5 separate regions of the Homo sapiens genome follow, and regions 2, 3, 4 and 5 are each linked to region 1. A link is a contact called in ENCODE Hi-C or POLR2A ChIA-PET data. All regions are on one chromosome and are shown on one strand. Each heading gives the region's core, a stretch centred on a gene start or an enhancer-like site at or near the end of the contact. The rest is flanking DNA. Distances are from core to core; before and after follow the strand shown.

Evidence for each region. Hi-C counts contacts between places; a loop is a spot of excess contacts on that map. ChIA-PET counts read pairs that join two places held with the same protein, here RNA polymerase II (POLR2A). Pooled maps may share reads with other maps.
Region 2: a loop to region 1 is called in a pooled map, with 9 times the contacts of the local background. The contact joins the promoter of ARHGAP30 here to the promoter of DCAF8 in region 1. A Hi-C loop is called at or near these places in 7 of 50 pooled maps. POLR2A ChIA-PET finds 5 or more read pairs at or near these places in 3 of 52 experiments (CD4-positive, alpha-beta T cell, activated CD4-positive, alpha-beta memory T cell and activated naive CD4-positive, alpha-beta T cell).
Region 3: a loop to region 1 is called in a map of CD8-positive, alpha-beta T cell, with 38 times the contacts of the local background. The contact joins the promoter of USF1 here to the promoter of DCAF8 in region 1. A Hi-C loop is called at or near these places in 3 of 168 maps with a recorded cell type or tissue (CD8-positive, alpha-beta T cell and naive thymus-derived CD4-positive, alpha-beta T cell), 3 of 37 single-sample maps with no recorded cell type and 11 of 50 pooled maps. POLR2A ChIA-PET finds 5 or more read pairs at or near these places in 3 of 52 experiments (CD4-positive, alpha-beta T cell, HepG2 and T-cell).
Region 4: a pooled map shows a loop between it and region 1 (7-fold over the local background). The contact joins the promoter of F11R here to the promoter of DCAF8 in region 1. A Hi-C loop is called at or near these places in 6 of 50 pooled maps. POLR2A ChIA-PET finds 5 or more read pairs at or near these places in 3 of 52 experiments (MCF 10A, T-cell and activated naive CD8-positive, alpha-beta T cell).
Region 5: a pooled map shows a loop between it and region 1 (14-fold over the local background). The contact joins the promoter of LY9 here to the promoter of DCAF8 in region 1. A Hi-C loop is called at or near these places in 2 of 37 single-sample maps with no recorded cell type and 9 of 50 pooled maps.

The regions. Positions count from the first base shown.
Region 1 is chr1:160,259,104-160,265,190 of GRCh38, forward strand. It overlaps DCAF8 (DDB1 and CUL4 associated factor 8), which reads right to left and starts at 3,446. Exons shown (of 14, transcript NM_015726.4): 1 at 3,346-3,446; 2 at 2,182-2,255. DCAF8-DT (DCAF8 divergent transcript) reads left to right here and starts at 2,646. Exons shown (of 2, transcript NR_147618.1): 1 at 2,646-2,819; 2 at 3,298-3,675. RefSeq lists enhancers at 2,381-3,329, 2,501-2,630, 3,261-3,530.
Region 2 is chr1:161,065,577-161,071,663 of GRCh38, forward strand. It overlaps ARHGAP30 (Rho GTPase activating protein 30), which reads right to left and starts at 4,315. Exons shown (of 12, transcript NM_001025598.2): 1 at 3,952-4,315. The coding sequence starts at 4,048. It overlaps NECTIN4 (nectin cell adhesion molecule 4), which reads right to left. Exons shown (of 9, transcript NM_030916.3): 9 at 5,422-6,087. RefSeq lists an enhancer at 3,608-4,154 and a silencer at 4,051-4,200.
Region 3 is chr1:161,042,065-161,048,151 of GRCh38, forward strand. USF1 (upstream transcription factor 1) reads right to left here and starts at 3,913. Exons shown (of 11, transcript NM_007122.5): 1 at 3,794-3,913; 2 at 1,204-1,296; 3 at 769-818; 4 at 491-606; 5 at 52-153. The coding sequence starts at 1,211. ARHGAP30 (Rho GTPase activating protein 30) reads right to left here. Exons shown (of 12, transcript NM_001025598.2): 12 at 4,882-6,087. The coding sequence ends at 5,651. RefSeq lists enhancers at 2,713-2,942, 3,002-3,882, 3,481-4,680, 3,793-4,272, 3,883-4,763.
Region 4 is chr1:161,017,652-161,023,738 of GRCh38, forward strand. F11R (F11 receptor) reads right to left here and starts at 3,501. Exons shown (of 10, transcript NM_016946.6): 1 at 3,359-3,501. The coding sequence starts at 3,422. RefSeq lists enhancers at 2,742-2,871, 2,882-2,931, 3,232-3,481, 3,634-4,231.
Region 5 is chr1:160,792,611-160,798,697 of GRCh38, forward strand. It overlaps LY9 (lymphocyte antigen 9), which reads left to right and starts at 3,564. Exons shown (of 10, transcript NM_002348.4): 1 at 3,564-3,701. The coding sequence starts at 3,578.

The DNA of each region.
Region 1 (6,087 bases), core at 2,196-4,695:
GCTTTCATTGTGATATTATCAGTACTTAATTTTCATGTGCCCTTGCCAAAAAGATACGAAAGAAAAGCCAACAAAAGGTTTAAAACTCTTCATCTGTGCTGTCATATTATTAAGACGGTCCAGCTGTGGAGCTGAAAAAAGAACTCTTTGGCCGGGCATGGTGGTTCACACCTGTAATCCTAGCACTTTGGGAGGCTGAGGCGGGCAGATCACAAGGTCAGGAGATTGAGACCACCCTGGCCAACATGGTGAAACCCCTCCTCTACTAAAAATACAAAAATTAGCTGGGCATGGTGGCGCATGCCTGTAATCCCAGCTACTCGGGAGGTTGAGGCAGGAGAATCGCTTGAACCAGGGAGTCGGAGGTTGCAGTGGGCTGAGATCGCGCCACAGCACCCCAGCCTGGTGACAGAGCAAGACTCGTCAAAAAACAAACAAACAAACAAAAAAAACCTCTTCATTCCTAACTCCCCAGCCCTGATTCACTTTTAAAAAAAGAGACCTTTTCCTCATACAGTTCTTTGATAATTTGTTGATGAGGATCACTGTATAGCCCAACAAGAAGGAAAAAATGTATTCCCTTCATGGCAAAAAAGGAAAGTATAAAGAATAGTTGCAGTAGAAGTAAACAACATTGCAGCAGAGAGGGAAAGAATTACAACACGGCCAACTCTGATCAGGTGTGCTAACAGAGAGTCCAAGATGAAGGAACCAATGAACAAAAAAATTTACTGATGTTTAAGAATACATTTTGAAATATACATACACCAATATCTAATATTCTCTGTCCTCTGGTTATGAACCCCCACCAAGGGTTTCATGTTCAGAAGACAACTCTAGGTGGGCACTTACAAAGGACACGTCTAAGCTGACCAATTAAAAATCAGTTGGGAAAATTAACCAGAAAAATGTGTTCTAAGGCAAAATGTAAAAGAAGCATAAATTAACGTATAACTTATTCAAAGCTGTATCAATGATGTGCAAAAAAAAAAAACCAAAAAACAACATTTTTTGAGTGTGTACCACGTGTTCTTAGATTACTAAGAGCTTTAAATAGATTCCCTATAATACTAACAATGACCCTGGGAGGTAAGTGGTATTATCACACTTTTAGAGTTGTGGAAATTAAGAGTCAGAGAAGTTTAAGTAACTTGCTCAAGGTCACATGGCTAAGAAATATTAGTCTAGTATTTAAACCTTAAAATTAAATTAAAAGTCTGTCCAATCTCTAAAGACTGTACTTTTCTCTTTATATCTTACTGATACACATATACACCATCACTAATAATTTTATTCCAGTCCATGATGAGCATTTTCTAATTCAGTCATCAGATGGAATAAAACTCACCAGTGTCACTCAATATTTTCCTACTACAAATCATAAAGATATTAGGAATTGGCCAGGCCTACCTTCCAGTCACTTAGCTTTTCTGTCACATGCCATGAGCCTCTAGTCTCTGCTACCAGAAACCTGAAAGCCTCACGAAAACTGCATTTATAAGTATGTTCTGACTCCCTTTTTGGCACCAACCCATGCTGCTGAATGCCCAGGATGTTTCTTCTGCTAACCAAGAATTCTTCAGACCAGCTACAAAAGAAAGAGCAGCCACTATTTTTTTTTTTTTTTTACAAAAAATTTCCCACTATATCCTAAAAAGTCGGAATTCTGAAATAGACTGGACTCAGACACCAACTAAAGGCAGCATCACTCATCACTCCCCAGCTTTTAGTCACAAGCAGCTAAATATTCTCCTCTAAATACCAAGGGATGACAACCCGAAGCTGTGAGAGGGGAAGAGACCTGATTTGACAACAGGATGAACAGAACTCAGGCAAACTAAGTTCCAGTTTTTAACAACGTAAAAAATATGATCGACACAAAGACAAAATACAAGGAAAATGAATAAAGAAGAAAAGAAGACATGGGGCAGGGGGCACACATTCACTTCTAGGCTTAAGTCATTTGGAGATACACAGCAATAGTTTAGGACAGAAAGACAAGAAGCCCACAGACAATTAAACTTGTAAAAGTAATTCAACCAGAGCTGGAACAAAGCCAAGAACAACACTCAAGCTCTTTGGGAAACTGGTAGGAATTTTATGACTTTAGTGGTCAGCAGTTGAGCATCAGCGCAGTCTGTCTTGAACTCAAGAATTTTAATGCCTCCAACTCCCACTCACCTTTCCTCCTTTTATCACTGAAGTAAGGCCAGGCTGAGCTCCTGAGAAAATAGGTCTGTAGATTCACTGAAGGACTGAGAAAAGTTAAAATTTACATGGCAAAGGTGTGTCTTCTACTGAACATAATAAAAATATTTATGAATACACTTTAGTATTTTTAGGCCTTCTCAAAACTACTTAAAAGCAGAATACTTTATCTAATTCTAATTACTGAACAAATAACCCACACACATATGGAAATAAAATGAACCAACATGAAGATTAGAAGCCAGGCAAGTAATCTCCCAGCTCCACTAAAACGTAAAGTCATTTAAAAGGATAACCTGAATCTTTTCAACGCTAAACCATAACCAAACAACCTCTCAACAAGAAGCCACAGAGCAGGGGGGGAAATCCCGGAGAGAATGTGATAGCGCTAGTGCCGGTTTGTTTACAGAGACTCCAGTAACAATCATGAGTCAGAAATTCAAGCCACCAGATGCTTTCCAACTAACAGGGACCAAATGGGACCGTTCTAAGATATCCTAAAAGATTTGGGAGTTAGAGGAGGTAAACTAAGATAATTATATTACAAAGGGTACAAGACCACAAGACAACAACCGACTCCGGAATTCTTGGACCTCCGCCTTCCGTACAAGGTGCTGGGCCTGGGAACTTGGGATGGGGGAGGGGGACACATTGCGCGGTGGCCCTGAGGTGACGGGGAGACGCAGGGCGAGCCGTGTCCCTCAATCTAAGGGGAGAAATAGGAGCGCACACATGGGTCACCCAACGAAGCAAGGCGTCCCTGTGAACTGTGCGGCTGGCTCTTGGGGGCAACACCAGGGCTGACCTGAGGAAAGGGCAACCAGTACTCCCAGCGATGACTTCGGGTCGGCGGAAGGAAAAGACCTGAGCGCTAAGAGCTTGGGATACGGGTCAGGCCCATCCTTAGGGGAAACCGGCTGGGAAGCGAGGGGGGGCGCAGGCCGAGCCGGAACGAGACACAGACCGGGTAGGTCAAGGGAGGGGGGGTGTCCGGCTGGGGCAGTTACAAGCACGGGAATCGGCGAGGCTCAGCAGCCCGCTTCCCGTCTTGGGTCATCCTTCTGCTAGCGGCTGCTCCGACTGTTCCAGGCCCAGCCGCCCCGTCCACTGCCACCACCAACGCCGCCGCCATCTTACACTGGCCAGCGGCCGCCACCACCACCGCCTCCGCTCTCTGCGCTTGCGCCTGCGCTGCCACGCTTTCCGGCCCCGTTTGCGACGATGTGCTCGAGAAGACTGAGGGAAGAGTGGTCGCGCGAGCTCACGGCTCGCAACCCTCCTCGAAGGACGCACAAGGGGCGGGGCTTAAGGCCAACGGAAAACAGAGCGAGAGGCGCCTGCGCATTACCGAAGAGGCAAAGTTGTTTTTGTAGTTTCTTCGGGCTTGCTTATCTTGTGATACTCTAAACAAATGCGAGTTAGGGGCTACCCAGAGTTGTGATAGAAATAAACTAAATTTCCAGCGGATTGGCAGGCCACTTCCTGGATGATGGCCAGTTTTGCCGTTTTTGAACACTGGAACGAGCAATGATTGCCACAAGGATTTCTTCTGAAAATCCCCGTTTCCTTTCAGGGCTTTGTTTCCTTAAGTGGTTTCTATACTATCGAGGCCCATTTTCCCCTGAGAGTCCCCATTTACGTATTTTTAAAGAAGGGGCTCAGTAGCTTGAGGTGTAGCTATTCCAGAAGCTCTTTTCTGAAGAGAGGTGGTGTGGGTAAAGGTTCCCAAGAGTGGGCCGGGTGATGTGGGGTGACTTTTGTACTCTGTTTCGTTATGACACCTACAGTAACCCTGCAGAGGATTACTCCCAGCTGCCAGGCTGGGGTATTTTTTTTTTTTTTCTTACCAGAAGCCCAGGGTGCAAAAATCTGACCCTTTCTCACCTCCCCTACCGCTACTCTCCTATTCCAAGTCATTACATATTACTTAAGACTACCGCAATAGAAACTTACCTCGTTTGTCTACTTCCATTATTGCCATTACAGTTAAACATAAGGCAGCCAGAGTGCTTTTTAAAAATGTAAGGTCTGGCCGGGCGCGGTGGCTCATGCCTGTAATCCTAGCACTTTGGGAGGCGGATGTGGGCGGATCACTTGAGGTCAGGAGTTCGAAACTCGTTTGAAACCAGGCCAACATGGTGAAACCCGTCTCTACGAAAAATACAAAAAAAAAAAAAAATTACCCGGCATGGTGGAGCGCGCCTGCAATCCCAGCTACTTGGGAGGCTGAGGCAGGAGAATTGCTTGAACCCGGAGGCGGAGGTTGCAGTGAGCTGAGATCGCACCACTGCACTCCAGGCTGGGCAATGGAATGAGACTCCGTCTCAAAAAAAAAGTAATGTCGTATTATTTCCCCAGTCCCCACCCTGCTCAAAACCTCCAATTCCCATCACATAATAAAAGTCAAAAGTATGATAGCCTTAGAGGCCATCAAAAAATGAATTGCCTCTAAGGAGGACCCTACATGATCTGATCTAGCACCTGCCTATTTATCTGATTCATCTCCTCCCACACTGCCTAGCTCTGCTCTAGCCTCACTAGCCTTACTGTCACTCCAGTCAAAGCATGTCCCAGCCCTAGGGTTTTTTTCCTTTTCTTGGAATGTCCATCTACTAGATATTTACTAGACTTGAGGTGTCTATTGAAATCCTACTTCCTAACACAGGCAGCTCTTGACTATTGTAACTAAAATGGAACCTCATGTCATCCTCCTCTATCCCCTTACTCTGCACTGTTTTTTTAATAACATTTTTTACCTATAACATTTAATCTAAAATTATGTTTGTGATCCAGCTATACTACTAGAATATAAATTCTTGAGGGCAAGGACTGTGTTTTTATCATCTTTGTAATCTCAACACCTAGAAGAGGGCTACAGCACAAAGTAGCTATTTAATGCCCCACCGTCCTATTCATTCTTTCATTCATTCAGTCAACAACTATTGAATTCCTGCTCTGGAAGGCCCTGTTCTATGTGCTGGGGCTGCAACAGTGAATAGAACCAAGATTCTTGCATTCATGGAACTTATTAGTGCAAGGGTTGGGAGCATAGGAGGAGGGGAGAGACACACAGATAATAAAGTTATAAAGAGTACTGTAAAGGAAAATAAAGCAGAATAAAAATGGGTTACCTGGATGGGTGTGCTCTTTTACATAGGGGATTCAGAGAAGGCCCCTCTGCTGAGGTGACATCTAAATAAAGGTTTGAAGTGAGACAATAAGCTATACATACTTGGGAAAGAATATTTCAAGCAGAAGAAACAACAAGGTAAAGACCCTGCAGCTTGAGTGTGCTTGGCAAGGAAGCCACTGTGGCAAAAGAATAGATAGGAACTTAGTTTGGAGAAACAAGATGGGAGCCAGATCACTTACGGACTTATGGACCAAAGAAAGGACTTTGAATTTTATCCTAAGAATGCTAGGAAGCCATGGAGGGTTTTGAGTAGAAGAGTGGCATGATCTGATTTATAATTGAAGATGTTCACTCTGGTTATTCTTTGAGAATTCCCTATAGGGAAGCCAAATAGAAGCTAAAAGACCAGTTAGGAAGCTATTGCAGAAGACCTGCAAAACTAGTGTTGCAATGAAATTGGTAGGATTCAGGATGTACTCTGAAAGTGGTGGAGAGGTGATGTGTTAATAGATTGAATGTGGGGTACAAGATAAAGACAAGAATAAAAAATCAGTAAAAAAGTACAAAAGTCAAAGTACAAAAATCAGTTTGATTTGAGTAACTGGATAAATAGTGATGTCGTTTACTGAGAGCGCATGTGAGGAGACAGGAGCAAGGTTTTTTTTGGCGGGGGGGAATGTCCAATTTTACTTCAAACATATTAAACTGGAGATCCCTATTAGATTTCCGAATGGAGCTACTGAGTA
Region 2 (6,087 bases), core at 3,065-5,564, 810 kb after region 1:
TTTCTGAGACGGAGTTTCACTCTTGTTGCCCAGGCTGGAGAGTGCAATGGCGCGATCTCAGTTCACTGCAACCTCCGCCTCCCAGATTCAAGAGATTCTCCTGCCTCAGCCTCCCAAGTAGCTAGGATTACAGGCACCCACCACTCTGCCCGGCTAATTTTTATATTTCTAGTAGAGACAGAGTTTCTCCATGTTGGTCAGGCTGGTCTCAAACTCCCGACCTCAGGTGATCCACCCACCTTGGCTTCCCAAAGTGTTGGGATTACAGGCGTGAGCCACTGCACCCGGCCCCTTATTTATTTATTTATTTATTTATTTATTTATTTATTTATTTATTTGAGACAGAGTCTCACTTTGTTGCCCAGGCTGGAGTGCAGTGGTGCAGTCTTGGCTCACTGAAGCCTCAGCCTCCCGAGTAGCTGGGACTACAGGCGCACACCACCATGTCCAGCTAATTTTTGTATTTTTAGTAGAGACGGAATCTCACCATGTTGGCCAGGCTGGCCTCAAACTCCTGACCTCAAGTGATCCACCCGCCTTGGCCTCCCAAAGTGCTGGGATTACAGGCGTGAGCCACCATGCTCAGCCAACCAAAATCTTTCAACTCTCCTCATACGACCTGGCTTTCAGACCCTTCATCCTCCTGCACACCACAGCCAGGAGTTGGGTGGGATTAGGGAAGCATCTAGTGTGCAAAATTTAAGGAAGCACTTATTCTCAGGGCCATGGAGATGCCAACCATGCCCATGCACGGTCTTGAGTACCTCCTTGAGAATGAGGCATCTAGGGGCCTGGTGTGGTGGCTCACACCTGTAATCCCAGCACTTTGGGAGGCCGAGGCGAGTGGATCACCTGAGCTCAGGAGTTCAAGACTAGCCTGGCCAACATGGCAAAACCCCGTCTCCACTAAAAAGTACAAAAATTAGCCAGGCGTGGTGGTGCCTGTAGTCCCAGCTACTCGAGAGGCTGAGGCAGGGAGAATTGCTTGAACCCTGGAGGTCGAGGTTGCAGTAAGCCAAGATGGTTGTGCTGCACTCCAGCCTGGGTGACAGAGCAAGACTGCATCTCAAAAAAAAAAAAAAAAAAAAAAAAAAAAGGCACCTAGGGCAATTGTACGACACTGAAAGTGAGTGCTTCCTTAAATTTTGCACCCTAGTCATGTCTCTTGCCTCGTCTTAGTCTCAGTCCTACAGTTCACCATCCATCGTTTCAGTACCTACTCCCATTTTCTAGGATCCCACTGACCTCAGGTTCCCAGCATTGAATGCAGAGATAGGGCAGGCCCCTCCTTGTCTGAGCTGCTGCTGTACTCTCGGGTGCCTAATGCTAAGCCAACTCTTTTGACTCATAAATAGTCTGCTGTCACCTAAACCACCAGGTTTTTGTCACATGAGCAGCATACAAACCAGGTCTTCTCTATCCTATCCTTCTCTGCTGATTTTGAACCTCCAGAGTCCTTTAAAGGGGACACTCAAAAGCCTAAGGAGTCACAGCCATAGAAGAACTGGGTCAAGGAGATGGGGGAAGAGACAACAGGGTCACAGAGATGGGGGAGTTAGGGAGATAGAGATCAGAGAGATGAGATCAGAGATAAAACCTACAGACAGGATTGGAGCGATGAAGTCAAAGGGATGGAGACATCGAGGAAATAAGAGTAGGGTCAGGGAGGAAGGCCAAAAGCTTAGGGACCTGAGAATTAGAAACCTGAACAATCGGCCAGGTGCGGTGGCTCACGCCTGTAATCCCAGCACTTTGGGAGGCCGAGGCGGGTGGATCATGAGGTCAGTGTTCGAGACCAGCCTGGCCAACATGGTGAAACCCTGTCTCTACTAAAAATACAAAAATTAGCTGGGTGTGGTGGTGCCTGCCTGTAATCCCAGCTACTCTGGAGGCTGAGGCAGGAGAACTGCTTGAACCTGGGAGGCAGAGGTTGCAGTGAGCCGAGATCACCCCACTACACTCCAGCCTGGGACAGAGCAAGACTCCATCTCAAAAAAGAAAGAAAGAAAGAAAGAAAGAAACCTGAACAATCTATCAAAGATTAGGAAAAGAAAGAATTCAGTATATACAGGGCTTAAGGAAGGAAGAGACCCATGTGGGGGCAAAGAGCTGGAGAGAGGGCTGAGATGGAGCAAGGCTGTGGGGATGGGGGAGACCAACGTGATCAGGGAGGATAAATTAAGCGAAAACAAAGATCTCTCTGCTCTCATTTTTTTGTGGATGTTGGATTAAAGAGAGGAACCATCACCAGCCTCTCTCTGTCCTTCCTTCCACTTTCCACCTCTCTGTACCAGGAAGACCTGAGGGATAGGGAAGGAGCCACCACTGCTACTCTGGTGCCCAAGATCAACCCACCCTTGGGTTCTGTGAGGTTCTGGTCTCCTGCTCTCGGATTCACCTAGGATCAGGATTCAGCAATCAGATCTGTCTGTCCCCTCTAGAGAGTGTGCCCCTTCCCTGCTAGGAATCCAGGAAGAGGCCGGGAGGGTTATAGGAGCAGGGTCTGGGCTGGCTGTGGGTTCAGTGTTTCAAGATAAAATTGGTTGGTGGACCACAAAAAAGGGCAGTACCAGGAAAGGCTGAACTGAGGGTTTGCATTGAGCTGGGAGGAGCACATCATCCCCAATTAAATCTCATAATCCTTGGCTAAGAATCATAGCTCTTGAGAGGAGTCCCTTAGAAAGGAGTAAGCCCTGCACTGATGGCTGTGCCACCTCCACTCTGCCCAGTGAGAAGAGGAAGGCTCAAATAAGCTCGCTTCAGCTGTTTAACACTCTTCCTTGGGGTCTGGGCTTTCCCTTAACCAAGGGCAATGGGGATAGGGGTCCTCTCACTGGAGGAGAAAAGGGGAAGGAGGTGTCTGGGGACGCAGGGGCGGGGCTAAGAGCAGGAAATGATCTGGGAACCACCATCACCCTCCCTCCGCTGCAAGCACCACAGCCCAGAGCAGAGGAGGGGACAAAGAGGAAATGACAGATTGGGGTGGGGTGGAATGGGGTGGAGTGGGGAAAGAATTATGCCTTTCTCTAGGAGGAGCTTGAAGTGCCAAAAACAAGCTGGGCTGGGCAGCCAGGGTGCCTGGGTTCAATTTCAAATTGAATCAAGAAATGATTTTGAGTGGCTGCTCCATGCCAGGCCCCGTTGTGAACCTGATATTGTCCCTGGTCCTTCTGGCTTCAAAGCCCACTCTAAGGTAACCCAGGGAGGGAGCTGGGTGAGCTCCACAGACAGCTCCACACCCACCCTCCTTTGCACCCTCCACCTCCAGCTTCAAGCCAGGCCTCACACCCTCTCTTTCATTCTTCCCCATTTCAGCAGCTTCTCCCCTTGCCCCCCACTTTGAACCTGTTTCTCTTTTGCACAGGGACAACAAGAGAATCACAAAGACTAGGGGCAGAGGTTGTTTCCAGCCCGACATCATCCCCTGCGGCCCAGCAAGGCTGCAGTGGGAACAGAGCCCATGACCTTGTCCTTGGGTGTTCTCCAGCCAGGAAACCACCCGCCTCAAGGGCCATCTTGAGACCCTTCTGGGGCCATTTCCCTGTCTCCTTTCATTCAGACCTAAGGATAATCATTTCCCCTTCAGCCACTCCTCTCCTGACCCTGTCGCCTCACCCTCCCTCTCCTGTTCCCAGTCACCTGCCCGCTGTTTCATCCACTCCTCCTCGGTTTCCAGTCTCTCCATCCTCCCCCTCACTGCTACCTGGGTACTCACATTCTCATCCCCTCAGCCACCCCATCCCCAGAAAGTTACACAAGGGAGCCGCCCTGCCTTCTTCACTGAGCCACATTTCCTGTCTTGCCCACTTACAGTTCTCTTGAATGGTGACCCCAGGCCACTGCCCCTTCCCCAGGAGCACCGGAAACTGCTTCTGCCCTTCAGGCTGGATCGGGCTGCAGATGCCCAGTGCCTCCCCACCCACCCTGCAGAAGCTGAGCCGGCCTCCTTACCCTCCTGGCCTGAGTGCTGCAGGTGCTCCTGCAAGTCGCACCCAAAAACCCGCTCCTTTGCGCTGCCCTTCTTCTTTCCTTTCTGCCGAGACTTCATGGCCAGAGCCCCAGGGCACTGGCCCGGTCACCTCTATCCCCCAAGACCTGTGCCCTACCAGTCCCCCATGGGATCCCAGCCAGCTGCTGGGCTTGGCCCGGCCCCAGGGGGGCAGGGCTCCCAATTGGGGGTGGAGGGTGGCCTGGGCAACGGGCAGCAGCTCCTGCCCCTGGGGCCCCGGCCACACGGAAGTGGCTGTTGAAGAGGAAGCTACCAGGACCCTGGCAAGAAATTGTGTCCTGTGTCTCGTGGCCCAGCCTGGCACTCGCCCTCCTCGCCCCGCTCAGCTTTAGGGGGCAGGAAGCAGTGCAGCTCCTTAACCCACTTCCTGTTAGAGCATCTTTGCAACCACAGGGCCTAGGGTGGGGGAGGTAGCTGACATTCACATCCTCACCCTTTGCTTGGACTTCATTCATTGGTCAGGGGAGGTGATGTCAGAGCCCTGGGGTGGGGTGATGGCGTCTGTGGTGTGAGCAGGTGACCAACTCCCTTAGAGACCAGAATTCTTGGGTCCAAGGTAGAGACCTGGGGCTTGCCTGGGAGCAAGTTGACACAGGGCTGTAAAAAGCACACTCACAAGGGAGGATGCCTGGGTTCTGCCTCTGATGGATCTAGCACCTCAGTCAAATCGCATTACTTCACTGAGCCTCAGTTTCCAAACCTAGGAAAATGAAGGGAGCAGACTAGAGGACCTTTAAATCCTCCCACCTCTAAGAGTCTGTAAAACTCATTTAACTTGAGTTTCAGTTTCTTTACCTGTAAAAAAGGGTACACTGCTGCCTATTTCACATAGCTGTTGTTGAGTCTCCAGTACAATAAGGAATTCAGGCTGGGCGCAGTGGCTCACGCCTGTAATCCCAGCACTTTGGGAGGCTGAGGCGGGTGAATCACCTGAGGTCAGGAGTTCGAGACCAGCTTGGCCAACATGGTGAAACCCTGTCTCTACTAAAAATACAAAAACTAACTGAGCATGGTGACGGGTGCCTGTAATCCCAGCTATACGGGAGGCTGAGGTGAGAGAATCGCTTGAACCTGGGAGTCGGAGGTTGCAGTGAGCTGAGATAGTGCCACTGCACTCCAGCCTGGGTGACAAAGTGAGACTTCATCTCAAAAAAAAAAAAAAAAGGAATTTAAAACACTTTGCAAACTAAGGTACTGGCCATCCTCGAAAGGGTTCTTAGCTTCACTTTCCTACCAGGGGACTCTCAGAGATGGCCAAAGGCCTTGTGGAGGCCAATTCTTTCCCTTCCCTCCCAGCTACAGGCATCCTAAGTCTTCCCCTACTTGGGACTACAGGAAGGATGGTACCGAGACAGAGAGTATGTGACTCAGAGCTTACACAGTTCAAGGGGCAAGACAGGAGCCAGACAGAACAAGTTTTGTCTGTTTATTTAAAAACAGAATATCATTTTATGTACAAATATGCACATATTTACATAAAATGTACATGTTAGGATCTTAGATCTTCAGGCTCCACATTCGAAGTCCTAGGCTGGCTGGGGAACGAAGGATGGGAGCCTCTCCCTTAGGCCAGAAATCCAGCAGATTTCAGACTAAGAAGAGTTTGGGTACTAAATCTAGGTATTCTGGCTGAGTGTATCTGGGTGGGCCAGCTAAAAATAAACCTCATTGAACTCCAGCCCCAACCCAGAGAAACATCCAGAAGAGCCTTGAATTAGTGATCCAAAACCCAGGGGGAAAGGCGACATTCTCACCCCCAGCACCTCCTTCACCTCACCTCAACTCCTACTCTCTCGGTCTATAATCACTGCTCTCTCTCTCCCCAACACCACTATTGAACAGGAGCCCTTGTCACCAGGTCCAAGCAATTCCCTAAGGTATCACAAACAATGGTGGATGCAATTTTACCTTACTCAGTAACCACGAGGCTCACATCCCTAATTTCAGACTCTACCAGCTCTCAGGTGCCCTCCCAAGGGGCTGCCTGCATGAAGATGCCTTGGAAGTAGCCCCTTTCACAATCACAGGAATTAACCCCCTGGTGTTGGAGGGGCCTCACTTTAAGCAATCCCAGTAGT
Region 3 (6,087 bases), core at 2,663-5,162, 780 kb after region 1:
TTCATCTTACTTCTCAGAACTCTAGTGACCTCCCCAGCCCATACCCTGTACCTGGGTCATGGATTGAGTGGCAGGGTAGCCACTGATGGCGCCAGTTCCCTCAGTTTGGCCATCCAGCTGCCCCTCAGACACCTGGATCACCCTGTACATCACCTAGAAGTGTAGAGGAAGGCAGAGGGAGTGAAGAGAGAAGAAAAGATTAAGTGTTGGGAATCCTAGGGCCCCTCATAAAGCTTCCCTTGGATAGGGCCCCAAAACAAAGTCCTTCAGAGACATGGATTCAGCCATTCTCCCTTCTTTCCCCACACAGAGGTTTCAGCATACATCTAACCTCACACCAGTCTCTACTCCAGTATTAGCACCTCCCTCCCCTGCAACAGTCCACTCTTTCAACTCATCCTCCAAGCCAGGTCTCCCCAAGACATGTTCAATTACCTCCCTCAATCCCAACCCCAGATAACACCTGCAGCCACCTGGCCCCCTCCCTTACCTGGCCCCCATTCTCAGTTCGGAAGACGTACTTGACGTTGGGGTCAGGGAAGGTGGCAGCTGACTGGATGCTGGCAATAGCCACACTGGTTGGGTCTTCCCCAGTAGCCACTGCACCTGAATTAAAAGAACAAAGGAAAAGTCTGTGAGTTAACTGCCTTTCTACCCCCGTTCCATTTGCATGTCACGGAAGGAGGAGGATGCACAGGAGATGGTCTGGTGGGGAAGGAAGGGAGGCCATGATGGGTTCTTAGTCTTGGTTCTGTTTCTAGCACTCACCTTCCTGAATCTGCACTGTCCCCTCTTCCGTTTCAGCTGTTTTCTGCTGCCTGTTTGTGGTGAAAGGACAAAAGGAAGAGTATGAGAAGAAGTCAATGAGAAGCTCACTGGCCCAGTAACATATGGCTGCAAACTCATTGGCATTCCCAACAGAAGCTGGGTTAGGTTAGAATAACAACTAGTGTTTACTGTTTACTATGTACATAAGCACTAAGCTAAGTACATTACATGTAATCTTATTTAGTACTAAAAACAGCACCACGAGATAGATAGCACTACTTCCATTTTATAGATAGAGAAACCAAATCACACAGTAAGTGATAGAGTAGAACCTGAATCCAGGTCTGCCTGACTCCAGAGGCAGTGCTCTTGGTCATTTTGCATTCTTCCAGGCCACCCATCTTTCATCCCAGACCCTACCTCTTCTTCACTCACCCCTTCATCTCTCTGTGAGGGGGCACATCCGAGGAACTGGTCCTTTTTTGGAGGTCTTTGTATCTCCTGATTCACAGGCCTGAGTGCTAAGTCCTGGTAGAAATCATGAAGTTTGCAATGAGTTTAGGAAACAGAACAGTATCTCTGGTTCTAGAACTTAGGTTCCATGAACACATAGCCAGGAAAATAACCCAGTCATCTGCAGGGGACAATCAGCCTCCACCATACTGATGTTGAGGACTGGCCTACAGTGATTGAAAAAGCAAGGCTACAAATAGTGTTCCCCATCCCTCCATTATCACTCCAACTCCTGGTGGAGAGTGGATAATTATACTGGAAGACAGAAACAACACTTTTTTTTTTTTTTTTTTTTTGAGACAGAGTCTCTCTCTGTCACCCAGGCTGGAGTGCAGTGGCGCGATCTCAGCTCACTGCAACCTCTGCCTCCCAGGTTCAAGTGATTCTCCTGCCTCAGCCTCCGGAGTAGCTGGGATTACAGGTGCACACCACCACGCCTGGCTAATTTTTGTATTTTTAGTAGAGACGGGGTTTCACCATGTTGGCCCGGCTGGTCTCGAACTCCTGAGAGCATGATCTGTCCACCTCGGCAGCCTCCCAAAGTGCTGGGATTACAGGTGTGAGCCACTGCACCTGGCCGAAACAACACATTTCTTTCTTTTTTTTTTTTTTTTTTCTGAGACAGAATCTTGCTCTGTCACCCAGGCTGGAGTGCAGTGGCACAATCTCGGCTTACAACCTCCATCTCCTGGGTTCAAGTGATTCTCCTGCCTCAGCCTCCTGAATAGCTGGGATTATAGGTGCCCACCACCACGCCCAGCTAATTTTTGTATTTTCAGTAGAGATGGGGTTTTACCATATTGGCCAGGCTGGTCTGGAACTCCTGACCTCAGGTGATCCGCCTGCCTCGGCCTCCCAAAGTGCTTGGATTACAGGCATGAGCCACCGCACCCAGCCAACAACACATCTCTAAATGGATCATTAAAGCTATTATGACCTGCCATGATGGCAGCTTCATGGGAATCAGGAAGGGCCATGTATTGGCCCCACCATCAAAAAATACAGTGTCATGGACACTGATGCTTCTTCCAGTTTCTCAGCCACATGTTGTCCATCAAGACATTTCTGTTTTCAAACCTAGGAAGAGGAAATCTGAAGCCCACTACCACTGGAAGAATATCCCTGACCACAAAGACTAGACTTGGCATTTGGGCCCCATTCTACTGACAGGACTCTTGTTTTGGGGTATCCAGATTTATATAATCTGTTAGAAACCCTAAAGCCCAAGTGGATCCTCTTCAAGCATTCTCTATTTTATTCATCAAGCCTTCCTGCAGAACAACACTGTTGCTAAAATGTTGCTATGACAACTCCAAATCAACTAAGCCTGAGCAAGAAGGGGTAAAAAAAAAAAAAACAGGGTTCTGAAGAAGAGACAAAGGGGGAAGAATCCACCTACAAGCTCTGCCTTAGGACCCTGACACCCAGCCAGAGGGCAGGAAAAACAAAGAGCTGGGCAGACATGCCTCCAGAAAGAAACAGCTACACAGTACAAAGCAATAAGATAATCCCAACACAAAAGGGGCAAGATTTTTGGAAATTCTCTACCCATAAGGTCCTCCAAACCTTTCCTATCCAAGGAAAATTTTCAATGGATAAGCCTCGGAAAGACCGCGTCCGAGGAAAATGTTGAAAAAGGAACTGAAAGTGAAACCGTACAGACGAAGTAACGCTGCAAGGAGATCCCAGTCGATAAGGGGAAGTAGCACTAGTGTTTTGGGACCACCTACATTTCCATCTTCAAACCTGAAGAGGAAATGCCCTGCGAAGCTTGCCGCGCTGACTGCAGGGGAAGGCAATGAAATAGAGGGCCCGGCACAGGAGGCATCTCTATTGGCCACAGCTGTCAGCCGGGGCAGTCTCTGAGGACACCCAGCAACGGGGTCAGGGTACTTATTCAAATCTTAGTTGGACATCCGGAAGCATTTCCTAGGCATTAGGGATCGGTGACACGGAAACAGGGATGGGACGTTGTGGTGTGCACGCTCAGGCCAGAAGGGCCCAGTAAGAGCCCTTGCTAAGTCTGGACACAAAGGGAAAAAAAATCAACTCCCGAAAGAAGTCAGGCACCTAGACCTTGCCTTAGAATGAGGCGTCTCCCTGCAGGCTCACCAACCAGAAGGCGCTTACGGAGCTGAGCGCCCGCCAGGCGCGAGCCCGGGAGCCTGCGCCGTGACCCCGCAGCCCCGCAGTCTTAGCCCCGCGCCCCAGCTGCTCCGCGGAGGAGGCAGGAAAGGGCCTCGGGGACTAGGGAGCTCAAGCGCCCGGTGCCGGCGGCTGCGGCGCGCAGCTGGACAGCGCAGGAGGGCTGGGACGCTCGCGCTCTGGGGAAGGGAGAGAGTTTGGCCCACAAAGCAGGGTATGAGATAAAGAACCAGCACAGCCCCCTCCCCCAAAACAAAGGCTTCCTCCCCAGCAGTGTTCTCTAACTTGAAAAACGGAAACAAAATCAAAGCTGCCCTGCCTTGCCAGTCCACCCAGTTTCCAGACTTCTGCCCGGTCCTACACTCACCGGCCAAGGCCGTCTCAGCTGCCGATTTTCTCCAACTGTGTTCTCCCTCTCCCGGCCTAGGTATCTCCATAGACAGCTGCTCATGCGCACTTCCAGCCCGCGGCCATGTTGGTGAGGGGCGGAAGTGTCGCTCTCGCCCCGCCCATAAACTCAAACTCAGAACTGCCCCACTTCCGCTCACTCCATCTTGATGAGAGTTGGTGTTTGTGGGTTATTTGTGAAGCCGGAAAGAAGCCGTGTCCTGGAGAATGTAGCTGAAGGCCTGGCCACTTTCGACAAGAACGGGAAAGAGACGACTAACTTGTACTAATATCTTAGTGCTTGGCAGGGCATTTTTTCATTCCAGGAAAGAAGAGAATCCAGCTGAGATCAAGGGAGGGACGTCCGACGGAGGCGCCATCTTTAACAAGGGCTATTTGGGAGGCCATCTTGGCGCAGGGCGTCTTTTTGAAAGGTTACCTGCTAGAGATTACGACCTATCGGGGCATGCATAGAATTGGATATGTTCCTTGTTATTCGCGTCAGCAGTCACTCATCCAAAGACCCCAAAGCTTCTAGTGTTCTAAAGGCTCACACCTTCTGTGACAGGAATCTTGATTCCCATTCTTCTCAATCAAGACCTACCCTGAATGGATTTGGAGTAGTGTGGTATAATGGGAAAAATTCAAGCTTGGGGGCCAGGCAGATCCAGGTTTCAAACCCATCTCTGCCACTTCTTACCTCTGAGACCTTTGGCAAACATTTTGACTTAATTGAGCCTTAGTTTCCTCATCTATAAACTGGAGATACTAGCACCAACCTTCCAGAATTGTGTGGATTAAATAAAATCAAGGACATAGATTTTGTGAGCACAGGATACTTAGTCCAGTTCCTGGCACATAATGAACGCATTATGTAAATATAAGTTTCTCTTCCTTATTTCCTGACCACCATGAACCTAGCTCTAGTTTCTGGCCACTAGTCTCCATGACAACAACTGAGGAAGAGCACCCAAACAAGAAGAAGAAAAAGAATGTTTTGCCAAATATGTGAAGATATAATACCTATCACCAAAGACTTTAATAAGAATAATGAGACTCCACACTATGTGTAAAAATACAGCTTTTATTCTGAGACATTGACCTTCACTAGAGTGGGACCTGTGGCCCCAGCCTGGCTGGAGAAGCAGTCCCAGGGCCTGAGTGACACCATTTCCCTTTCCTGAAATAGGAACAAGTTATTCCAAAGGAGAAAGGAGAGCCCAGAGAGATCTGTACAGGACCTCTCTTGCACATGGTGACTGGAGGCAGAGGGTGGGGAGCTGGAGAGGAGTCCAGTCCCTCCAACAAATATTGAGGGCTTCAAAGAGCTCTTCCTGGACGTTTCTCTTAATCTGGATTTAAAAGGGACAGGAGGTATCTTAGGGTCCAAGAACATAACAGGAATGGGCAACTCTAGAAGTGTTTGTGTGTGGAAGGCCCTAACCTGGCCCTGTCCTCCCTGTCTCTACCTTTGGCTTTCATGAAGAGAGATTCACAGCTCAGAGGAAGGGAGGAATTTCTCCAGTCTTCACTTTAACAAACTCTTTTAAGTTTTCTGCCTACCTTATGTTCCCTTTGGCCAATGACCCACTCCCTGGGAACAAGATCTTGTTGACTTTCTTGGGAATCTCCTAAGAGATAAGTGCTTTGTGTCGGAGACAAGTTCAGGTAAACCAACCAAGGCAGTGCCTCCCACAGTCAAAGAGAGAAGCTGGAGGGCCAAAGCCTATAGAGTTGGGCACTACAGCTGCTCATGCTGCAGAGGAGACAGCTAGTCAGGAACCCTGGAGATTCAAGACAACTTGCTGGTCCCCTTTGCCCAGGGCTGTGGTCCTAATCACAGTCCTTCACCTTTCCCAGGGTTAGCCTGTGTTTCAAATGCATATGACCTGCGCTGAGAGGACAACAGGGGGTCAGGAACCTGGGGTTCTCTGGGGGGCAGACTAAGACGACTCCGGGATCCAGACCCTTCTGCACCTTCAGATGGGAGCTCCAGGCAGCTAAGGGGCCGAGGAGAATGGGCAGAGATCATGCTACAAGGGGAGGTTCTGGGGATGAGGCAGTAATCCCCACCCTCAGTACAGGTCTGGGTTCGCCGAACTCCTTGAGCCTCAGTCCTTTGGCGGTCCCGGGCTAGGGCCACAGCAGCATCAAAGGAAAGACTACCCCCATTCCTCCAAGAGGATCGAGAAGCTCGGGACCCCCAAGCCCTTTCTCCAGGAGTCCCATCAAGCCGGCCAGGCCTCGGGCATGGATTTGCAGGTGCCACATGAA
Region 4 (6,087 bases), core at 2,251-4,750, 760 kb after region 1:
GAGGCTGGCGGGATCCTCCATGTGCTGAACGCTGGTTCCCCGGGTCTCCTTATTTCTTTCTCTATAGTTTGTCTCTGTGTCTTTTTCTTTTCCAAGTCTCGTTCCACCTTACGAGAAACACCCACAGGTGTGGAGGGGCAACCCACACCTTCACACCAGTCTACGGTTTTGAGGTATGCCTGCCCCTGAAAGGGCAAAGCTAGAAGGGCTTGAGTCAGAAACATCAATAGTAAACACTGGGACTCAGAGAATGACCCAGAAGCAGGGCAGCAGTTCTGCCCTGCCCACGCGGAACTCTTCAGTGATGATACCACACTCAAGGAAGGGCAGGGGAGCAAATGCCAGCATTCCAACCCAGGTTTCCCTCTCTCCCCTGTGGTTACACTGTAAGTTGACCTATCCACACTCACCTCTACTGTGTCTCTCCCTACCTGGTAGACAGCTGAACCTTTTCTAAGGGACAGGTTCCCTAGGGAAAGGGAGGCTAGTACTCTGGGTCATCAGTTTTACTTTTCCCAAGTCCAGCTCTCCCAGTGTCTACCCTCTGGATCTCTGCCCCACAGGGTCAGGGTTTCCCCTCCATTAGGTTCCCCAAGCTGGGGCCAGGCCTTTGCCTGACTTGTCAGTCCTATCTTGCCTTTTCTACTTCCTCCCTGACAGCAGAGCCCACAATGAAGAACAGGGAGAACATATGGGCAACCTATCCACGCCTCTCAGGGACAGTGGACAAGCTAGACACCCAAGAAAAAGCTCCTGCTTTTTGATTTCTGACTCTAGCCATTTGGGATCTCCCTGCTTCCTTTTTTACCTACTCAGCTAGGGACAGCATTCTGGCATTCTTCCATCCTCACAAAATCCACAGGGGATAACAGCTGCCCAAAAATAATCCCTTCATGTATATGTAATGTAACTATTATGCTGGTTGATCCTCCTGACAAAGGTGGGACAAGTATTACTGCTATTTTACAGATGAAAAGACTGAGCTACTGCCTAAGATCACAAACAAGGCAGAGAGAAAGCCAAGCTAGAATGCAGGTATGGTGGCCCAGCTCCCATTTCCATCCTCATTTGCACTAACCAAATCACTCCCCTCCCCCAACCCAACCCCAGATCTAGCCTGATTTAAAAGTTACAAGGTCAGTTCCTCCATCCCCTGGACAAGTCACTTCCCAGGACCCACTGTCCTAACAGGCTAATGCGACATCATCTCAGGTTCCCTCTGCACTACTGTGGCTTGGTTCCCTGAAGACACCTCCAAGCTCAAAATGGTGTTATCATGACCTTCCAGTGCCAGTATATGATTATTTTAGGATTATCATAAATAATATAGGAAATTAGAGGGAGAAAAAAGAAAGGAAGCAGTGGCAAAGGATAGGGAGTAAGCAGCTCCAGGAAGCTTTTAAGCCTGACAAATACTGTCACAGACAAACACTGTTACAAATACAGTCACTCACACAGAAGAAACTTCTGGGCTTAGGGGAAAAATACTGGCACAGTACAAAGGTTGGAAAAACCTTTAGTACCAGAACCACATAACCAAAAATTGACTATGGGTGTCACTAGCAGTTCTAAAATACAGGCAGAAGTAAAATAGGCAAGGGGTAGGGAAAAAAGGGAAATTAAAGAAAAGGGAACTCAAAGAGTAGAAAAAAAGGAAGACATGGCCAGCCGCGGTGGCTCACACCTGTAATCCCAGCACGTTGGGAGGCCGAGGCGGGTGGATCACCTGAGAGCAGGAATTCAAGACCAGCCCGACCAACATGGTGAAACCCCATCTCTACTAAAAACAAAAAATTAGCCGGGCGTGATGGTGCATGCCTGTAATTCCAGCTACTCGGGAGGCTGAGGCAGGAGAATCGCTTAAACCCGGAAGGCGGAGGTTGCGGTGGGCCAAGATGGCACCATTGCACTCGAGCCTGGGCAACAAGCGAAACTCTAACTCAAAAAAAAAAAAAAAAAAAGAGGGAGACATGAATGAAGAAGCTAGTGGGAAAGTAAGTTTAAAGGTAAGTAAGACAGTAGATTCTGAAGCAGTATCCCAAACAGTTCTTGTGCTATAGGGTGCCTGAGATGCTGGATCAAAGAATGGAAAAAGGAAAAGCAAGTCAAGAGGGTTTGGTTCCATTCCCAGGTTCCACCCCTAACTCTATTGTCATTGAAGTCATTTCCCCTTTTGGACTTGTTTCCTTATCAGTAAAATAGAAAGAGGATGATATATGCCTCTGGTCCAATCTCTCCCAAGGGTTTATGTTGTGATAAGGTAGAAATGAGCAGTCAATCCATCTAAGGGCAGGGAATCTACATACACCAAACTGATTGTAATCATTCATTTAACACTTTCTAAAACAAGAACCTTGGGGGTGGGGGGAGACTCATGTAGAACACATACTGACACAACTACTCACACAACGACACGCACACTCAAGAATCAGATAAACACACAGGTACTGCCACAGGTTGACTAACGCACAAACCAACCGACTAAACGCTCAGCCCCACACAAACACATCTAGAGACAGAGGCATGCCCTAGCAAGTGAGCCTCATTGTTCCTCAGGAAAGGGAGTTTACAAAGGAAACAAAAACTCTCATACACAGCCAGAGGGAGGGCAGAGCTCTGGCTCTGATGAGAATCCAGCCAACCAACAGATACACTCTCCCCCTGGGAAGAGTCACTCAATCAACAACACGTATTAAGGACTCCTGAGGTAGTTATTCCATAAAGGAACTTCGCTGGAACCTCTGCTGCGCTTAGAGAAATTTCAGGTTTCTATTGCATTTCCTCTTTAGACTGTGCACCCAGACATTTTCCCAGAGCAACCGCCGCAATTCAAAGATTCAGAAGAGCCAGAGACTCCTTCAGCAAAAGCTAGGGGAAGAGACTTCCACCCCAGACCACCTCCATTTGATTTTCTTCGAAGACCGTTAAAGGAGCCAAGGCTCCCGGCTGCGCAGCGGGGTTCGTGGATGCTGGGTGGCCGTTGGAGGGGCAGGCTGGCCCTTCCCAGGTGCGTGTGGAGCGCGCGCTGGGTAGATGAGTGTGGAAGGGTCCTTGGCCCGACGGCCCTCTCCAGTGAGGACGAGGAGTGTACCTCTGGTGTGTGCAGATGGGTCAGCTCCCTCCTGGTGGCCGTGAGGGGTGCGGTCACAACTCACCAGTGTGGGGGAGGGGAGCCAGCCACTCACCCAGCTGTGAGAGTGGTGAAAGAGGGACCAGCCAGGGGTGGAAAAGATAATTCGCAGAACGATATAGGAAGGTTTCTGAGCTCCTCCCCTCCCGCGGGCTAGGGGCGTGGGGAGAGCCTTCCTCCAACCTCTGACCCGACCAACCGATTCCTCCCGAAACTCTGGGAACTTACACAACAGGATCGCCAATATGAAGAGGCACAACAGTTTCCTCTCGACTTGCGCCTTTGTCCCCATCGCGATCAGGCTCCCGACACAACAGCCGCCGAAGGACTCCTGGGAACAGACACAGCTCCGCGACTACAGCGAGGGGACTGAGAGCCAGCCGCCAGGTGGAACCCCGCCCGGCCCCGCCCTCCGCGCCTGATTGGCCAGCTCCCCACCCCTGCACGTTCCGATTGGTGTAAGGAACCGCTGCTCTTCAGAACGAGTCACCTCGGCCAGGTGTTACCCCGCCGCCACTCCCCGCCTCGGCGCACTGGCGCCTTTCCCCACAGGAGCTGCCTCAGATTGGCCCAGGAGACTGTCGCGTCAGGAGACGAATTCCGCACCTTCAGCAGGTGACGGCCCCCTGATTGGTTGGTGTTCCCGAAGTAGCGACTTCCTGACTGGCTGGGTTCTCAGTTGGAGCTAGAGGGCTGAGAAGTACCTCTAAGGAGGAAGTAGGAAAGGCAGTCGTGGTGTGGGATTTACGGAGACCGGCTTGGCTTGGGGTTTTGTGTTTGTTTGAATGTAAGTTGCTTGGTGCAACTGCACCTGCAGTTTGGTCCTGCAGAAACTTTGGTCCTGCCTCTTGGCAAGTAAAAAACAAATATTAATATGGGAGGGTAGGGGAGAAGACCCGGAGAGAAATGGAATGTTACTTTGGCACCACCTCCAAACTGTTCCTCTGTCCACCCCACCGGCTTTGAGAGATGAGCTACGCTGGGAGGAAGAAAGGGGAAAAAAAAGGGAAAGGGAGCACTCAACTGGAAAATGGGAGCCTGGGCAGTATAGTCCCAGCTACTTGGGAGGCTGAGGTGGGAGGATGGCTTGAGCCCGGAGGCGGAGGTTGCAGTGAGCCTAGATCGCGCCACTGAACTACAGCCTGGGCGACAGAGCCAGACCCTGTCTCAAAAAACAAACAACAACAACAAAAATTTAAAAACCCACAACAACACAACTTGGGAAGAGCAGAATTACGTTATCTCAAGAAGAAAGTTAAACAGATGTACACAAAACACACCCAGATGATACAAACTGAGCTGAACATGCTCTAGAAACATCTCTGGGTGACTGGATATGTCCTTTACACATATTTGATCTGTGAACAGGTCCCTACATTTCAGAATTGTTTGTTTTCTCACTGTGACTAATAGTTGTGTGCTGACTAAGCCACCTTTTTTCTATAGACAATGTTGATACTCAAACTTTCTGTTAATATTTATATTGCTACATCATTTTTAATTGAAATTCATGCTCAACACCTTTGCTAGTTGTAGTTTCTATTTTACGATGATTTAATTTTAACTGTACTAAGCATATGCAGACTGTGGGGAAAAAACTTCCTTAGCATTACCTCATTGCAAGGGAAAAGACCACATTTTTATCCAAAAGAATGATATTGTTTGACATTTTGCCTTTTTCACCTTTGCTCTCATTCCTTTGTCCCCATCTCTTTGGCCAAAGTTCTGCTTCTGGTTCCATTCAATTTAAACCACCTACTGGGTGCTTAATAGTCTTGGCCGGGTGCGTGGCACACGCCTATAATCCCAGCACTTTGGGAGGCCGAGGTGGGTGGATCACCTGAGGTCAGTCTGACTAACGTGGTGAAACCCTGTCTCTACTAAATACAAAAAAAATTAGCCGGGCGTGGTGGCACATGCCTGTAATCTGAGCTACTTGGGAGGCTGAGACAGGAAAATCGCTTGTACCTGGGAGGAGGAGGTTGCAGTGAGCTGAAATCGCGCCATTGCACTCCAGCCTGCTGGGCATCAAGAGCGAAACTCCGTCTCAAAAAAAAAAGAAAAGAAAAGAAAGAAATTTAAAGTCTTGGAGAAAGGTATATACACTGACAGCTGGGCTCTGTGACGTGTGCCTGTAATCCCAGCTACTCAGGAGGCTGAGGCAGGAGGGGAGGATCACTTAAGGCCAGGAGTTTGAAACCAACCAGGGCAACATAGGGAAAAGACTCTGTGTCTAAGAAATTTTATTTATTTATTTATTTTTGAGACGGAGTCTTGCTCTGTCGCCCAGGCTGTAGTGCAGTGGCGCGATCTCTGCTCACTGCAAGCTCCGCCTCCCGGGTTCACGCCATTCTCCTGCCTCAGCCTCCGGAGTAGCTGGGACTACAGGCGCCCGCCACCATGCCTGGCTAATTTTTTTTTGTATTTTTAGTAAGACGGGATTTCACCGTGTTAGCCAGGATGGTCTCAATCTCCTGACCTTGTGATCCGCCCGCCTCGGCCTCCCAAAGTGCTGGGATTACAGGCGTGAGCCACCGCGCCCAGCCTATTTATTTATTTTTATTTTTATTTATTTATTTGTTTTTTGAGACGGAGTTTCACTCTTGTTGCCCAGGCTGGAGTGCAATGGCGCGATCTCGGCTCACCGCAACCTCCGCCTCCCGAGTTCAAGCGATTCTCCTGCCTCAGCCTCCCTAGTAGCTGGGATTACAGGCATGTGCCACCACGCCTGCTAATTTTGTATTTTTAGTAGAGACGGGGTTTCTCCATATTGGTCAGGCTGGTCTCAAACTCCCGACCTCAGGTGATCCGCCCACCTCGGCCTCCCAAAGTGCTGGGGTTACAGGCATGAGCCACCGTGCCCGGCCTTTATTTATTTATTTTATTTTTGAAACAGGGTCTTGCTCTGTTGCCCAGGCTAGAGTGCAGTGGTGCAATCATGGCTCACTGCAACCTCC
Region 5 (6,087 bases), core at 2,314-4,813, 530 kb after region 1:
AAAATACTAACTGATTACCTTGAACATGTCTATTTTGTATTCCTTATTTTCCCAGGATTGAAAGATTCATAACCACAAAAGAAACAATTATGTCATCCCATTTACAGCCATTTCCTGGGGTACCTTCTCAATTAGCTAAAGTTGCTTAATGACCAGAAATATCACTGACATGTTAACTAATGGTATTACCAGCACCCCTTTTTTTTTGAGGTGGAGTTTCGCTCTTGTTGCCCAGGCTGCAGTGCAATGGCACAATCTCGGCTCACCGCAACCTCCGCCTCCCAGGTTCAAGCGATTCTCCTTCCTCAGCCTCCCCAGTAGCTGGGATTACAGGCGCGTGCCACCACACCCGGCTAATTTTGTTTTTTTGTTTTTTGTTTTTTTTTTTTAGTAGAGACGGGGTTTCACCATGTTAGCCAGGATGGTCTCGATCTCCTGACATCGTGATCCGCCCGCCTCCGCCTCCCAATAATTTTGTATTTTTAATAGAGACAGGGTTTCTCCATATTGGTCAGGCTGGTCCTGAGCTCCTGACCTCACGTGATCTGCCCACCTCGGCCTCCCAAAGTGCTGAGATTACAGGCGTGAGCCAATGTGCCCAGCTGGCAGCACCACTTTTTGCTTGTTTTGTTGCTACCCTCTAAAAGGCTGGTCTCATAGCCTATATCCCTAGATTCCACTTGAACACTGTGACATTCCCTAATTCTTCCCTCTACTGTGGCTGCAGCAGTTGATTTGATGTTGAATTTCTTTAGCTCCTAACATATATTTGTCTTTCCATCTAAGTGTAAAAAGCTTTGAGCTTGTCAAAATTCTACAGTCTTTCATATTCTTCCAATCTGTAGTAGCATATATATACTGCAAGTCAAGACAACATTAGAAATAAAGTCCAAAAAATGCAATTGTGTAAAATGCAGGGTCGTCTTAATTGCACAGTGAATGAAGTGTTGGTTGGGGGCTGGTGGTGAAGCAACACAGCTGAGTATGTGGTTGTGGCTGCCAGACCCAAATCTCAACCCAGGCTGGAGTCTGATGCTACCTGGAGGCAATGCCCAGTTGACAGGGGTGATTCTGGGCCTGTAGCTGGCGGGACTCCAAGGACAGTAGCAGGGATTTCAAAAATTTTCCAGTCAGTCACACCCACTTGCTGGGGTGGTTGAAGTATACTGAGAAGGACAACACTGGAGACGCCGGGGCCAGCATCACTGGATGTTGCTCCCTGATTCCCAATGCTAGTGCCTTTGCCTCCCTGTCCTGATGAGAATATTAGCCCTCCCCATGTGAGGACAGGGCACACTTAACAAATGCATCATACCAAAATTTATATTAATTTAGGTTTTACTATACTTAAATGATAATACTTAAATTGGATTTTGTGTATTATAAGGCTGTGTCCTCCTATGGTCACAACTTCAAAGGAGGTCATTTCAGTGATGTTACTTTCCTAAATCTCAGTTTTCTCATCTCTAAAATGGGGATAATTGGAGTATCATCCAAATAGGGTCTATCTTAGGATTAAAGGAGAAAACATATGTAAAGTTCTAAACACAGAGGCTCACTCATAGTAATTACCCAATAAATGTTAGTAATGATTTTTATTATTACCAATCTCTCTGAATTCCCTTCTGCCTTTGCCCTCGCCTCCCATGCAGACTGTTCCTGCTCTCATGTTCTGTACCCAGACTCCTTCAATAGCTTCCGCACCTGTCTTCTCATCCCCAGGCTCATCCCTTCCACCCATTCTCCCTCCACTCTGCAGCTCCAGGAAGCTTCCTACTCCTACTGGATTCTTGTTGCCTTTAGCTTGGTAACAGGATGCTTTATCTGGGCTCTGGTAACCTCTCCTGACCGTATGTCCTGCAATCCCCTCTAGACAGCCCATGTTCTAGTCACAGGACCAAGGCTAGAGTGAAACAAGACACGCTCCTAGTGCACAAAATTTAAAGATTTTCGAGATTCTGTCACTTTCAATATTGTGCAACATCAGATCATGACCAGCCTCTAAAGATGCTTTCCATGGACATAAGCCTGTTATCTTAATGGTTTCTCTCTCTCTCTCCCTTCTTCCTTTGAACCCAGACTTCCTGGGTTCAAGTCCTTACTAACTATAAAACTTATAGTAAGCTATTTAACCCCTCTCCACCTCAGTTTTCTCATTTATAGAATGGGGATGATAAAAGATATCTCATAAAACTATTGTAAGATCAAATGAGTGAATATGTTAAAGTGTCAGAAGATGGACTAGCACTCTGTAAGCTTTCATCGAATATTAGCTAAAACTACACATTCTGCCAGCCTCAAGTTTTCCTGCCAAGTCCCCTTAATGTTACAGCCTAAGTAAACAAATGACCTGAAGCCCGAAACACAAACCATAGCATGGCCAGCTATTACGCTACTGACAAGAAGAAGGAGGAGAAAAAGACAGTTTCCCAAGTCAGGATATAGGGAATCATGCCATTCTCCAGCCTACCTTTTCAACTCAGTCACCTCTACGCTGTCACATACGATGTCCACCCCCATTGCAGTCTCCCTGATGCCTTTGTCCATATTAAAAGTCCTTCATTGCATGTGACAGAAAGCTAGCACAAACTGCCTTGAGCAAAATAGAAAATGTATTGGGTCACTGTATTAGTTATCTGTTGCTGTGTAACAAATTGCCCCAAACTTCACAGCTAAAAACAATAAGCATTTTTGATGAAAAATAAAAAATTGAAAAAAAATTTAAAAACCAAACATTTATTATCTCACAGTTTCTCTTGATAAGGAATCTGGGCATGGCTTAGCTGGGTGCCTCTGGCTTAAGGTACTCACACAACTAACATCACGGTGTCAGCCAGGGCTGCAGTCATTTCAAGGACCTCCTGGGGAGGATCCACTTCCAGTCTCACTCATGTGATTCTTGGCTAGCCTCAGTCCTCATGGACAGTTGGCCAGAGGAATCAGCTCCTCGCCGATTGTTGGCTGGGGGCCTCCCTCTGTTCTTTGTTTTGGAACCCTCTCCCTAAAGTATCTCACAAAACAATACCTGGCTCCCCTCAGTGTAAGGTAGGGAGACAGAGATAGTGGGAAAGACAGAGAGGGAGAGAGGGCAAGAGAAAGAGAGAGCGCATATGCACACACATGCTAACCCAAGATGGAAGTCACAGCTTTTTTGTAACCTAATCTCAGAAGTGACCCATCCCACATCTCTGCCACATTCTATTCACTTGAAGCAAGTCACTAAATCCAGGCCACACTAAAGAAGAGGTGATTACACAGAGGCATGAATGCCAGGAGGTACAGATCTTTAGCAGTCACCTTTAGGAGCCAAATTTAGAACCCAAGTCCCTTGATGTCAAAGCAAGTGATGCTCCACATCAGTCACAAATGAGGCCCTGAATAGACTTGGGACCTCTACCTGCCTGCGCAGATGGGAGGAGTCTGTGGTGTTTTGTATAAACAACCCTCCCTCTGAGACACACACACATACACATACACATGCACACACACACTCATATACACATGCAGAAGCTGTGACACGTGCGGAAGCTGTGGTAAGTGCATCCTCCTTCAGTCTCAGTTCTGAAAATAGATCATCATGGTGGCACCAAAGAGTCACACAGATGACTGGGCTCCTGGGCCTTTCTCCAGTAAGCCACAGAGGAGTCAGCTGCAAATATTCTCTTCTGTTCTACAGACCTCTCTCCTCTTCCTGCTCATGGGTAAGTCCACTTTATGGCCACCACTTCTTGCTACTGCGGTTCTTCTGAGGCCAGTTGCATTCCCTGCCTGGGAGATTCTTTTTTTTGTTTTTTGTTTTTTTTAACGGAGTCTCACTCTGTTGCCAGGCTGGAGTGAAGTGGCGCAATCTCGGCTCACTGCAACCTCCACCTCCTGGGTTCAAGCGATTCTCCTACCTCAGCCTCTTGAGTAGCTGGGATTACAGGTGCATGCCAACACACCCAGCTAATCTTTGTATTTTTAGTAGGGGCAGGGTTTCACTATGTTGGCCACGGTGGTCTCGATCTCTTGACCTCGTGATCTGCCCAGCTCAGCCACCTGAAGTGCTGGGATTACAGGCGTGAGCCCAGTTCTTGTTGGTAAAATCGGGAAACTCATCTCCTTGCCAGAAATTACTTTGCATGTGTGCATATTCGTGCACTATGAAGGGGGTAACATTCTAGCCCCGGTCTCAAATAGCTCTGGGCTCAAACTACATTTCTCTTGCCCTCACATTTTCCTAAGAAATGCCAAGTATATAATGAGTTTGTTCCCTGTATGGTGTGGATAAAACCCACAGAGGGATCCAGGAAAATCCCCTGATGAGAAGCCACCTAGCAATTTCCTAGGGATGGAGAGAACTTCTGGAGCTTCTTTCTATGTATCCTGCCTTGGTTATCATATATGCTGGCTTTATTACTGAGGTTTCACTGGGGACCTGGACGCGGTTAGGTGACCATGGGCAAGGTGGCGTTTATCTGGATATCCTTTTCTCCTCAACCTTATTCCTCCCTATCAAGGCCCAACTCCTGGGAAACATCTCTCCGCTGCATGGCCCGGAACCCCACTGTCCAGCAGATAGAGCCAATCCAGTACCCCAGAGAGGATCTCAGCCACCTGGGACTGTGGCAGCTACTGTCCTTCTGTGCTCCCGCTTTCTCCAGGGCTTCAGGGATGATGGTGCAGGTAGCACTAGAGATCTGAGAGCAGTGGGGGTTGGCAGTTGGTGCCTGAAGGGAGCTTTAGAAACACTCCTAGATGCAGATATGGGTGAACGAGGAGCCTAGACCTCAGAGCTGAGGTCCAGTCTGACCTCTTTTCACTTTCAATTTTATCTTGGCTCATCAAAACACACAGAAAGCAGCAAGGCTGTTTATGTTTACCTCCAACCTTTGGGGTGTTCCTTGATTGTGTTGAGCAAACCTGAAATAAGCTACATTCAAGGTCATCCAAGCCGCAAATGATCAATGCAGTGAATTTCAAACAGTTCAGAGCAAAGAGGCATCTCCATTGGTCTGGCTCCACTGATTAGGATGACCTCAAATCTCACTCTTTTGGTCTGAAAGGATGATGCTTTTGTATCTCCAAAGAGTCATTTCAGGAACTTAAAAGGCAGTCGAGTGAAAAGACCCCTCTCACTTTAGTATCAGGAACATCTGAAATTAAATCATTGCTCCATCATTTATTAGTGATGAGGGCCTCTATTTCTTAAGTGTAAAATATAGTTAGTAGGATGCATCATGCAACACTCTTACAGATTGTAGATGATCTATACACACACACACACACACACACACACACGTATAGTGGCACATAGTTGGCAGAAGCTATGATTGTTATTATTATAATTACTGTTACGTGCATTCTTTGGAAACTATTAAGAGACAGGTGAGTCAAATTCAGTTTTGCAATCTTTGAATGCTCTTTTATTATTTGTCCTACGGTGCAATTCAAAATAAAATGACTGGTACTGGGGACCTGTCATTGTACTGGGAGCTGCATTGCACTGTCTTCTGCAACAAGATTTGCCCTGTGAGGCCCACATCCTGCCCCCTCCACTGAGAGTCTGTGAGGCTTTTGTTTATGGTTTTTGTCTGATGTAAGAAAATTTGAAGTCAAAACGAGTCATATGCACCCAGTCAAGACCCAGCAGCTCCTGGGCTTCCAGGATACAGATGGGCAGTACTCCTGGCCTCCCTACTCCAGGGGCATCATGGACATAGGATCTGGACTCTGTGACTGATCAACCCTGTAATCTCAGGGAAGTGGATTAAATTCTCTAAATTTCAGCTCCTCATCTGTAAAAAGGGGCTAATTATAGTATAGTTATGAGAATTAAATGAGATAATTTACATAAAGTACCTAATGCACACATAGCAATCGTAAGCAGTCTCTTCCAGATGGGAAGAGCTCTCTTTTAGAAAACCTCAAACCAACCTCACATCAACTCAGCCTGAATCTGCCTAAAGAATCCACCTGACCCAACCTTCTCATGTCCAGGATCCCTAGCCCTGCATGCTCCATAGCTGCCTCTCCACAAGGTGCAAGTGCTTGGCTGATGGAGGTCTAAGCAGAGAACCCCCATGACCTGCACCAAGCAGCCTCTCT